Regions from separate parts of the Homo sapiens genome. Here region 2 is linked to region 1. Evidence: chromatin loops called from intact Hi-C (ENCODE). Cell type or tissue: Calu3. All regions are shown on one strand. Links, peaks and the distances in the headings refer to the core of each region. The heading gives the core; the rest is flanking DNA.

The links. Peaks named below come from ENCODE experiments on the same cell type or tissue, not always from the same donor. Only the 100,000 strongest peaks of a DNase experiment are listed, where the experiment ranks them.
Region 2: it touches region 1 in a loop (3-fold over the local background); 2 of 110 quality-filtered maps call a loop at or near these places.

What each region holds. Positions count from the first base shown.
Region 1 is chr1:91,827,739-91,833,124 of GRCh38, forward strand. All of the region lies in intron 2 of TGFBR3 (transforming growth factor beta receptor 3), which reads right to left. It also overlaps the pseudogene RN7SL653P. Among named protein-coding and RNA genes, the nearest start is that of TGFBR3, 56 kb to the right of the region's middle. In Calu3, for the core only: CTCF peaks have their summits at 2,702 and 2,914; DNase peaks (open chromatin) are centred at 1,293 and 2,663.
Region 2 is chr1:91,521,132-91,526,517 of GRCh38, forward strand. It overlaps CDC7 (cell division cycle 7), which reads left to right. Exons shown (of 12, transcript NM_003503.4): 12 at 2,910-4,633. The coding sequence ends at 3,304. All of the region lies in intron 4 of LOC102723436 (a long non-coding RNA gene), which reads right to left. Among named protein-coding and RNA genes, the nearest start is that of CDC7, 23 kb to the left of the region's middle. RefSeq lists an enhancer at 2,529-2,598. In Calu3, for the core only: no CTCF peak of the experiment used is centred there; a DNase peak (open chromatin) is centred at 2,580.

The DNA of each region.
Region 1 (5,386 bases), core at 178-5,177:
CAAAGCCTCAACTCTCCCAGGTTTACTTTTTTAGCCAACCTGTTAACAACAATAATAGTGCATGTCATCAAAGAGCTGGAAAGGAGCTGGCTTCAGTAAGGCTGCAGTCACTCACTACTCAGTGAATGAATCGATCCATTCAGTTTCTCTGACCCCCATCCAGAATACAAGGTAGTTATGGCCAGCACAGGCATAACTCCCAACGGACTTGTTATTAACCACACTGGGTAACTATGAATGGATGCAGAGACACCAGTTCAGTTCAGCTGCAGACTGTCCGGAACATTATCTTGGTTAATCATCTACTCCAGGGTACCGGCTCTTCAGATCACGCTGAGGTCTGCTTCTCAAAGCCTGACAGGATCAGAACTGTACAACCTCTCACAGTCTTCTTTATCCCTTCCCCAAGATAACTCGTCATGATCGCTATAGAATAAACCTGAAAGGGTTTACTTACTACCCTAATTACAATTACTCAGGGTGAAGCACTGGATTCTCCTGCACCATGAAGAACTTTCAAATGTAACCATGCACACCTCCTCTTCCCCTAACTCCACACCCCCGTCAATATTTTGGCTTCATTAACTAGTCAAAGGAAAAAGAGTTTGCCAAATGGCAAACTCATATTTCACACAGGTATCTCAGCCAAGACAGGAAGGAAACATCAAATCCATAGCCCAGTGTATAAATGTTCAGCACTGAAATGAATGAAAACGAACAGGACACTTGTGGTTACGCTTTGACTTAAATCCTTAGTTAAAGGGAAACTAAAGCTGATCCAGTTCAGTTTATCAACAGGAGAGTTCATAAGGAATTATCATGAGCAAACAGGGGCAGCCACCCCCGAAACTGTAGTTGCCTTAAGCAGAAACGGAGGTGCAAGTGAACTTAGCTGTGAAAGGGTCCCTCTGGATGGTCACCTCCACAGAAGCAGCAGCTGCTCAAGCCCCAAGGCACACTACTAAAGTTAAGGAGTGAAAGGCTGCTGGGGTAGAGGAAGACCGAAATTCTTCCAGGAAGGAATTCTAGTTTAAGCCTGTATTACTGTCACTGCAGTTCCAGGACCCTCCCACTGCAGGTCCCTCTCTCCCAATTCCCTGGCATCTAGTCAGACCAGGAAGAGCAGGTGAGGGACCTCAAGGACTCCTCAATGCAGTGAGTGGGTGTTTGAAGCTTTAAGGCTAAAGCTGACTTATACGTACGTGAAGGAGTCCCTCTTTTTCTGACCATCTTCCTGGGCATGTGTCCTGCTGGCAAATCACCAATGCCAGCACTCTCTACCTCCCAACCCCGCCCCCTCCACCATGACACCTGGGCCATGACCCAAGCAGACATGCAGTAACAAGGCACAGTGTGGCTGGGCACGATGGCTCACACCTGTAATCCCAGCACTGTGGGAGGGTGAGGTGGGCAGATCACTTGAGGTCAGGAGTTCAAGACCAGCCTGGAGAGCATGGTGAAACCCCGTCTCTTCTAAAAATACAAATATTAGCCAGGTGTGGTGGCACGCACCTGTAATCCCAGCTACTCATAAGGCTGAGGCACAAGAATCACTTGAACCCAGGAGGCAGAGGTTGCAGTGAGCTGAGATTGCCCCACTGCACTCTAGCCTGAGCAACAGAGCGAGACTCGAAGGTCTTCAAAAAAACAAACAAACAAAAAAAAAAAAACAAGGCATGGTGTGGGGAAGAGAGCCACAGGATGGCATCAGAAGACCCATGCACTGGCTGTGGTTCTGACAAAGTGACACCAAAGGGCACATATGCTAGAAGGGTCCAGCCATAGAATCATAGAACCTGTGAATACCAGAAGCACCCAGAACATAGCAGTCCCCTCAAAGGAAGCTCTGAGATTCAAAGTGTGCTCCAAGATGATGTCCATGGCTCACCAATTCCCATGGAGAGTTAAAACTACCAAGGATGCTTTGGACACAAGAAAACAATCACTATGAAAGCAAGGACTCTAAGGGGACAACAAACTCCAAACTCAGTTGTTCCAGACAAGGGGTTTTTTTTTGTTTTGTTTTGTTTTGTTTAGAGACAGGATCTTGCTATATTGCCCAGGCTGGAATACAGTGTCTATTCATAGGCACAATCCCACTACTGATCAGGATGGGAGTTTCGACCTGCTCCATTTCTGACCTGGCCAGTTCATCTCTCCTTAGGCAATCTGGCAGTCCCCTGGGAGTCCCCAGGGAAGTCACCACACTGACGCTGAACTTAGTGCAGACACCTGATTGGCATAGTGCACTACAACAGCCCAGAACTCCCGGGCTCAAGTGATTCTCCTGCCTCTTGAGTACAGACCCAAATGATCGTTACAGTTTACATAAAGGCAGGGCCTGAAATAAAATTTTCAAAAAGCTAGATCTTTGGTACTCAACACTCTTTCCATCTAAAACCAGAACTAGAGGCCAGACCTGAGCAATACAAGGCTGTGTTCCAAAAACTGCCAATACTAGTACCATGTTCTTTGCCTCTGTCTTTCTCTGGCATAACCAAGATCAGCTCAGCCTGGCAGGGTTATGCTTGGTGAAGAGGGATACAGGCAATCGGGACTTGGTGCTCGTCCCCAAGGGCAGAATACTTCCTGGCTACTTGTGTTTGGTATGTCTTTGTTTTGGTTTAGCCCTGGCAATCTGGCAGGCAGTCGATTTCCAGGGGGAGCTCTGTCCACGGTATGGATGCCCCAGGCTTGAGGTCCTCATTCATTTTCATAAACAAAGCCCAGTTGCCACAGTGACTGGTGCTGCAAGCAGCTGCTAAATAACAGAGGTCACCCAGAGCTTTCTCTGGGTTCTACAGTCTGTTCCTAGGCTTCTGTGAACAGTGAGTGGGTCAACGGGAGCTGCAGTCATACCAGCCAGTACTTTATATGGGAGTCTGCCCCCTGAGGAGAAACTCCCAAGAAAGCTGCCAGATACACAAGTGATTTCAGGTGGGGTCCAATACCCCACCCCTGACAGATCTCGGTCTGGGGCACAGGAAGAATGAAGGGCATAAGGAGTAGCAACTTCCTCCTTGTGGCTTCAACAGTCCCCAGAGCAGTGAGAGGGCACAGGGTCAGAGCTTGGTGCAAAAGGAATGATCCTGGAAAAGTGAGTGTGGAGTTGGGCCAGTGCTGCTTCTGCACCCTGTGTGCCGATCAGACGCTTTCTCCCTGTCCCACTTAGGTGGGAAACGGCTCTCACCACCCCCATAGCAGGAAGCACAACACGCCTCCCACCCAGTACACACAGGTAAAAACTTCTGGACTGGAGTCCCAAAGGTCTCTTCAAGTTAGAAATCATCACCATTGTGTTTCCACCTCCCCAAGGCAAGCCTGTCCAAAGGCCACAAGATCTGCTAGACCTCACAAGCTGGGGCACAACCTGCACCATGCCCACCTGCCTGGGTTGTTCATTTGTTAAAACCAGTAATAGTTTGTCTTTTACTCTGCAAAGTACAGCTTCTGTCCTCAAGGTAGATCATTTCAGACAAAAACAATTTAAAAAAAAAAACTGCACTATAAGGCAGGTCCTCTTCGCTCTTGCAAAACCAAGTCACCTTGGCTAGAGCCCAAGGAAGCTGTAAAATAGAAGTGAGCATAAACGTCACTTAGTCTTTAGACTCATTCCCATGTTAACATGGAATAATAAACATTCTTCGACCCCAGTGCCAGTTCCAGAAATAAGTGATCATTTAAAACTTAAGCAAAATTAAGGTTTACCATTCCCAGAAACATATGCTTCTGTCTTTATCAACCATGAACCAACTAAACCACTACAAGGAAAGGAAAATGGAAATGAAAGGTCCCTAATTCGCAGTGTAACTCAAAGGTAAACCTGCAGATTTGGGTCAAACACGCAACCAGGACCCAAATGTTTTATACACAGGATTTTTTGTGTTATTTCCACCACTGTAGTTTATTACAGGCCAGAAGAAACCTAAACAGTTAAGAAGTTTGTCCTTAGGCAAATAGTTCAATAATTTAGACTTCAAAGACTCCATATTAACCTCTGTTTACACAAAGTAATGTGTTTCCTTTGCCTGCTGAACATCAAAACACGTAACAATTAATTACCTCTATTTTTGAAAACGACGTAAGTCCTGTGAAATATAATAGCCAACACATTTTAAGCAGAGGGAAAAAAGCATGTTCAAAATCTGCTGCATTCTCTGTAGAGACAAAGTAATAACAAAACATCCATGGAATTTAATTAACATAGAAAATTATTTAAAAACAAAAACTTTTCTCCTTAAAATTGTCATTTTTCTTTCTGTATTATCTATTTTTTTCCATGTTGCCTTATGAACACAGTGAATCTAATAATAGAGCAGACTGGCTTTTATATCCCTTTACTTAAAAATTCAACAAAGTTAAAATTCCACGTAAAGGTAAAGCTTAGATAATTCAAAGTTATGTCATGTTCTAACTAGTCAGCTCTCCTGAGAGCATTCCTAGTCCATCATTAACCAATAATTAATGGCTAATTTCCTAGAAATTAACTCTATATCCTGTATAGGGAAGTGTAAATGGAAAAACAGCTAGTGGCCCTAAATGAGAGAGAGCTTTGCAAATACTAAGGTCATCTTTGATATACAGAGACAATCGATATTCCTTTGAATTTGTACAGGAATTTTAAATTTGCATTTTTTCCCCATTATATGACCCTCAAAATAACCACATTTGGCTAATAATAACATTATTATCTATGGAGTGTTTACTATTGTGCAAGGGTCTCTTCTAAGCATTTGACATGTATTAACATGTTTATTCCTCACAACAACCTTGAGATACACTATTATTGGCCGCACTTTACAGATGAAAGAACTAAGGTAGAGTGATATTAAGTAACTCACTCAAAGTCATAAAATTATTGAATCAAGTGATTAAGCCAAACCAGACAGCAGGGGGAAGGTAGAACCTAGACTAGAAGGCAGTCCAGCCTCCTGGGTTCCAAAATCGAAGGGAGTTTCTTCTCAGAGAAAACTCTGAATCGGGGTCACGCATGGTGGCTCACACCTGTAATCCCAGCACTTTGGGAGGCCGAGGCAGGCGGATCACATGAGGCCAGGAGTTCAAGACCAGCCTGGCCAACATGGCGAAACCCTGTCTCTATTAAAAATACAAAAATTATATAAAAATATAAAAATGGTACATGCCTGTAATTCCAGCTACTCAGGAGACTGATGCAGGAGAATCACTTGAACCCGGGAGGTGGAGGTTGCAGTGAGCCCAGATCACACCACTACACTCCACCCTGGGCCACAGAGCAAGAATCTGTCTCAAAAAAAAAAAAAAGCCAGGTGCAGTGGCCTATAATCCCAGCACTTTGGGAGGCCAAGGCAGGTGGATCACAGGGTCAGGAGTTTGAGACTGACCTGGCCAACATAGCGAAACCCCG
Region 2 (5,386 bases), core at 291-5,290, 310 kb before region 1:
GTCTTGTGCTCAACCCCAGGATCAGTGGGTCTTAACCAGAGTTGCATGTCAGAATTATCTGAGAATCTTTAAGAAATACATATGCCTGCCCACTCAGCCTATTCTTGGAAAATATGATTCAGAAAAACAAGATACTTAGGAAGGCTCCAGCCTTGTTAGTTTGAAAAAGCAAGTGATTCTGACTAAGAAACTATGGGTGTTTAAGAACCACTGCAAAAATTACTGCCCTTGCTTATGCACTAGTGCTATAGTCTAATCTACAAGAAAAACTTAGTGGTGGTTGTGAAGAAAGCCTCATCTTAATAGAGGCTTGCCAAAATATGTTTCTACAGTAAAGTCAGTCCACGATTTGTAACTATCTTGTACTTATTGTAAGAAAATTTTATTTGAAGATAATAGGATGAAATAATACAAGGGAAAAAAAGTGACCATGAGTGGAAAGCAAGATTGATATCTTAGAAATGGCATTCTTACATAATAATATAACAAGTATGTTTATTCTCAACTGAGAAAACTTTCATCTACTATTGAATAACTTCGTGAGAGGTTTATGAACATGAAGTTTATCAGCCAATACCAACATATTTTATTGAAGAGCTTGAATCTCCCCCATTGTAATCCAAGTTATAATCAGGGCCAACAATGGAAATACAACATCTGACCCAAAAATACTCTAGATCAAGTGCCATGATAGCAAGCAAGAGCTTTTAGAGATTTATCATTGTAATACTTCTCATATTAAAAAAAAAATAGGGCCAGCCGTGGTGACTCACACCTGTAATCCCAGCACTTTGAGAGGCTTAGGTGGGCAGATCATGAGGTCAGGAGACCGAGACCATCCTGGCCAACGTGGTGAAACCCCATCTCTATTAAAAACACAAAAATTAGTTGGGCATGGTAGCATGCACTTGTAGTCCCAGCTACTCGGGAGGCTGAGGCAGGAGAACCAGCTGAACCTGGGAGATGGAGGTTGCAGTGAGCCAAGATTGCACCACTGCACTCCAGCCTGACGACAGAGCAAGACTCTGTCTCAAAAAAACAAATAATAAAAATAATGCCATAGGACTTGTCTCAGTTGTATTAGTATGACATCTGTAGTTATTTTAGTCTTGATCTTACTATAACTTTGGACTGAGTATAAAAGCCTCAAAATTTCAACAAACACAACTGTGTTCCCCTTTGTAACCTAAAGAAATGACTTGGCTGAGATTAGCAGTGAGAGCACCTTTACTTCTCTTATCTGTCCTCAACCCTTAAACCTGGCTCCATTGTGGGTTGTCATTAAGTACTCAGTGAATTGTGTTGAATAAATTAAAAAGAAAAGTCTTGAGCTGAAACAAATTCCTGACACATAGTAGTCTGTAATAAAATATGTTGACTGATAGTGTTACTTGAAGTTATTTTTCCTGAATATTGTAAATGAACCCTCTTTTTGGTCATATAAAAAAAAGCATATTGTATAACTTGGGGACATGCTATAACATATACTATTAGTTATTTTATGACTTCAGAACAAGCTAATAAAGGAATAAAACTATATGAATATTCCCCCCTGGCTATAATTTTCTAGAGAGAATAGGAATGATAGAATCAGTTTAAAAGTAAAAAAGCATTGGCATATTGTACTCTCAAAGAATTTGGTCTTCAGTAATTGTTTGTTTCCTCCCTTTCCCTCCCCCATTTTTTTCCCTGGCTTAGTACACCAGTCCAGTAGTTAGTTCAGAATATGTAAAGGTAACTTTTTATCATCCACAGTCAGATTAATGACTTTGTTGACAATCTACATTCTCAGAAAGGCATCTAAATGTTGTGGTACTTGTTGTTTCGTACATTTAGTATATTTCTGTTTAATAAGGAAATGTAAGGCAAAAATAATACATGATTGCCATTTGTGTGATTAACTTTTTTTTGCACATCTGATAATAAACCCATCAGGAAGTTATTTCAAATACATTTATATTTTTAAAAACAGATCTAGTTTGTTTATTTGTTCATTCAGAAACATTTATTGGGGCTTTATGTGTGCCAAGTACTATTGCGAGTCTCTGCTTTCACAGAGCTTAAATTCTAGTGAGGGAGAGAACATAAATAAATACTATGAGAAATGAGTGGTACTGAGATAAAAGGAAAAGGGGAGGGAAGAGGCTTATTTAGGATAGGTTGGTCAAGAACAGCATCTCTAAGGATGTATGTGTCATTTGAACAGTTGTTGAAAAGAATAATGCCTTTTTGTCTAGTCCAACAGACATTAACTGACTACCTAATCTGTACCAGGCATAGGCTGGGTTTGGGGGGTTCAAAGATAAATAAGACAGTTCCTGCCTTCAAAGAGCTCAGTCTACTAGGTGGGACAGACATATATAGGATAGCAAAAGTAATAGTAGAACTCTCAAGATACAGTAGAAACTGAAATTGATCAGTTCTCTCTGAGGGTGTCAAGCCTCAGAGGTGATTCTTGATCTGAGTGGTGATGTCAGTGAGAGTGTCCTGGGCACACAAGGGGTGCAGGGCATCCTAGGCAAAGACAGGAGTCATGTAGTCAAAGACATAGAAGCATGGAAAGGAAGTAGAGTGGGGGCGTGGGAGCTGCAGCTAGTTAAAGATTATAGAAGGGTAAGATGAAGCTTGAGAAATTGGCAGAGTCAAGTGAGTGCCTGGCATAGCTTAGTAAGTCACTGCTTTGTACTTACTATCTCCCACTTTATCTCCCACTATGCAATTCAAATACAACTTAAATATAGCATGTGGTGCTCTATCTCATACTGTGTGTGTGTGTGTGTGTGTGTGTGTGTGTCCATGTCTATAAAGCATATGTTTGAACTTTCATGTTTCTCATGAGAGAGGCTTCTGATATATTCAAATAATAAAATGTTTTTTTCTGTTTTTGTTTTTTCTTCTTTTGCTTTTAGGGAAATCAATATTATGTAGCAAAGAAGTTCCAGCACAAGACTTGAGAAAACTCTGTGAGAGACTCAGGGGTATGGATTCTAGCACTCCCAAGTTAACAAGTGATATACAAGGGCATGCTTCTCATCAACCAGCTATTTCAGAGAAGACTGACCATAAAGCTTCTTGCCTCGTTCAAACACCTCCAGGACAATACTCAGGGAATTCATTTAAAAAGGGGGATAGTAATAGCTGTGAGCATTGTTTTGATGAGTATAATACCAATTTAGAAGGCTGGAATGAGGTACCTGATGAAGCTTATGACCTGCTTGATAAACTTCTAGATCTAAATCCAGCTTCAAGAATAACAGCAGAAGAAGCTTTGTTGCATCCATTTTTTAAAGATATGAGCTTGTGATAATGGATCTTCATTTAATGTTTACTGTTATGAGGTAGAATAAAAAAGAATACTTTGTAATAGCCACAAGTTCTTGTTTAGAGACCAGAGCAGGATTAATAATTTATTTTAACATTTTAGTGTTTGGTGGCACATTCTAAAATATAGATTAAGAATACTTAAAATGCCTGGGATAGTTCTTGGGACTAACAACATGATCTTCTTTGAGTTAAACCTACCTAAGTAGATTTTAGGTGGGTTCCTATTAGGTCAGATTTTTAGCTTCCCTAATTACCTTTCACTGACATATACAGAAAAAGGAGCAGTTTTAGTTTTAATTAATTAAAATTAACAGATGTGATGAGGATTAAATGAATCAAAAGACTTAATTTGTAGATTCTTTTAGAGTTATGAGCTAGGTATAGTTTGGGGAAACTCAACCTGGTGCTGGTGCTCTTAACAATTTTGTAAATAAAGAAGATAATTTCCTTTTCTAGAGGTACATATTAGGCCTTTTATGAACACTAAAACAATGAGGAAATGTTGGTCATGGGGCAAAGTATCACTTAAAATTGAATTCATCCATTTTTAAAAAACACTTCATGAAAGCATTCTGGTGTGAATTGCCATTTTTTTCTTACTGGCTTCTCAATTTTCTTCCTTCTCTGCCCCTACCTAAAACATTCTCCTCGGAAATTACATGGTGCTGACCACAAAGTTTCTGGATGTTTTATTAAATATTGTACGTGTTTACAGTTGGGAATTTAAAATAATACATACACTGGTTGATAAAGGGAAGCTGCAGGACCAAGGTGAAGATTGATAGTCCAAATGCTTTTCTTTTTTGAGTTGTATATTTTTTCACACCATCTTAGATATAATTAGGTAGCTGCTGAAAGGAAAAGTGAATACAGAATTGACGGTATTATTGGAGATTTTTCCTCTGCGTAGAGCCATCCAGATCTCTGTATCCTGTTTTGACTAAGTCTTAGGTGGGTTGGGAAGACAGATAATGAAGTAGGCAAAGAGAAAAGGACCCAAGATAGAGGTTTATATTCAGAAATGGTATATATCAATGACAGCATATCAAACTTCCTATGGGAAAAAGTCTGGTGGGTGGTCAGCTGACAGATTTCCCATTTAGTAGTCATAGAATACAGAAATAGTTTAGGGACATGTATTCATTTTGTTATTTTGAGCATTGATAGGTCAGTATATCTACCTAATCTGTTTGGTAAGTATAGGATATATAAACCATTACCATTGATCTGTCTTATGCCATAATCTTAAAAAAAATTTGAATGCTCTTGAATTTGTATATTCAATAAAGTTATCCTTTTATATTTTTTATGTCAGACTACTCATTTGAAAAATAGCTTTTTTTTTTAATTGACAACTGGGAATATTTTTCTTTTGAGATGGGTGAATGGTGATATTCTTTCAGCAAATAGTATGTTAATGAAACAGTCATGTTAACATATATTCAGAAATTAAAGAGGAAGAAAAATTTACCCAAAGGGTAGATAAGGAGACATTCTCTAAGAAAGTTTAATATTCAGGGCTGTTGTTTTAACTTTCATTAATGGCAAAGAACTTGGTTGATATTGAGGGGGAAGTAAAAGGGAGCTAGTGTTTTTAAATATACCCAGTGTTACAAATTAGTTCTCGGGGAATTTCAGTCCCACTGAAGAATATTGCCTCAATTTTGGACAAATATTCCCAATGTGCTAAATCAGAATTGGCAGGGAGCTTTTATATGCGTATTCTTTAGATTTTTAAGCCTTCTGAAGACCATTTTAAATAATGGGAAATGTCTCTAAAATATTTGAATTTCTAAGGATAGACTAAGAAGGTAACTAGTTAATGCCATTTCCTCTTAATCAGCTATTTTTCACTGTCAGTTTTTAAAAATTCCTAGTGCTCAGGCTCGATAAAACTGTTAAGGGTATTTTCATTTAAAAAGCCTTAGACATTTAGAACTATTAATATAACAAGCTACAAGTATTGGTTTTTGAAGCAGGCTGAGCTCTCTGGCATTTTTAATGAAACTTCCTTATAAGGAGATGATTATAGTTGTCTTAATGACCTAAATATGTGGCTCAA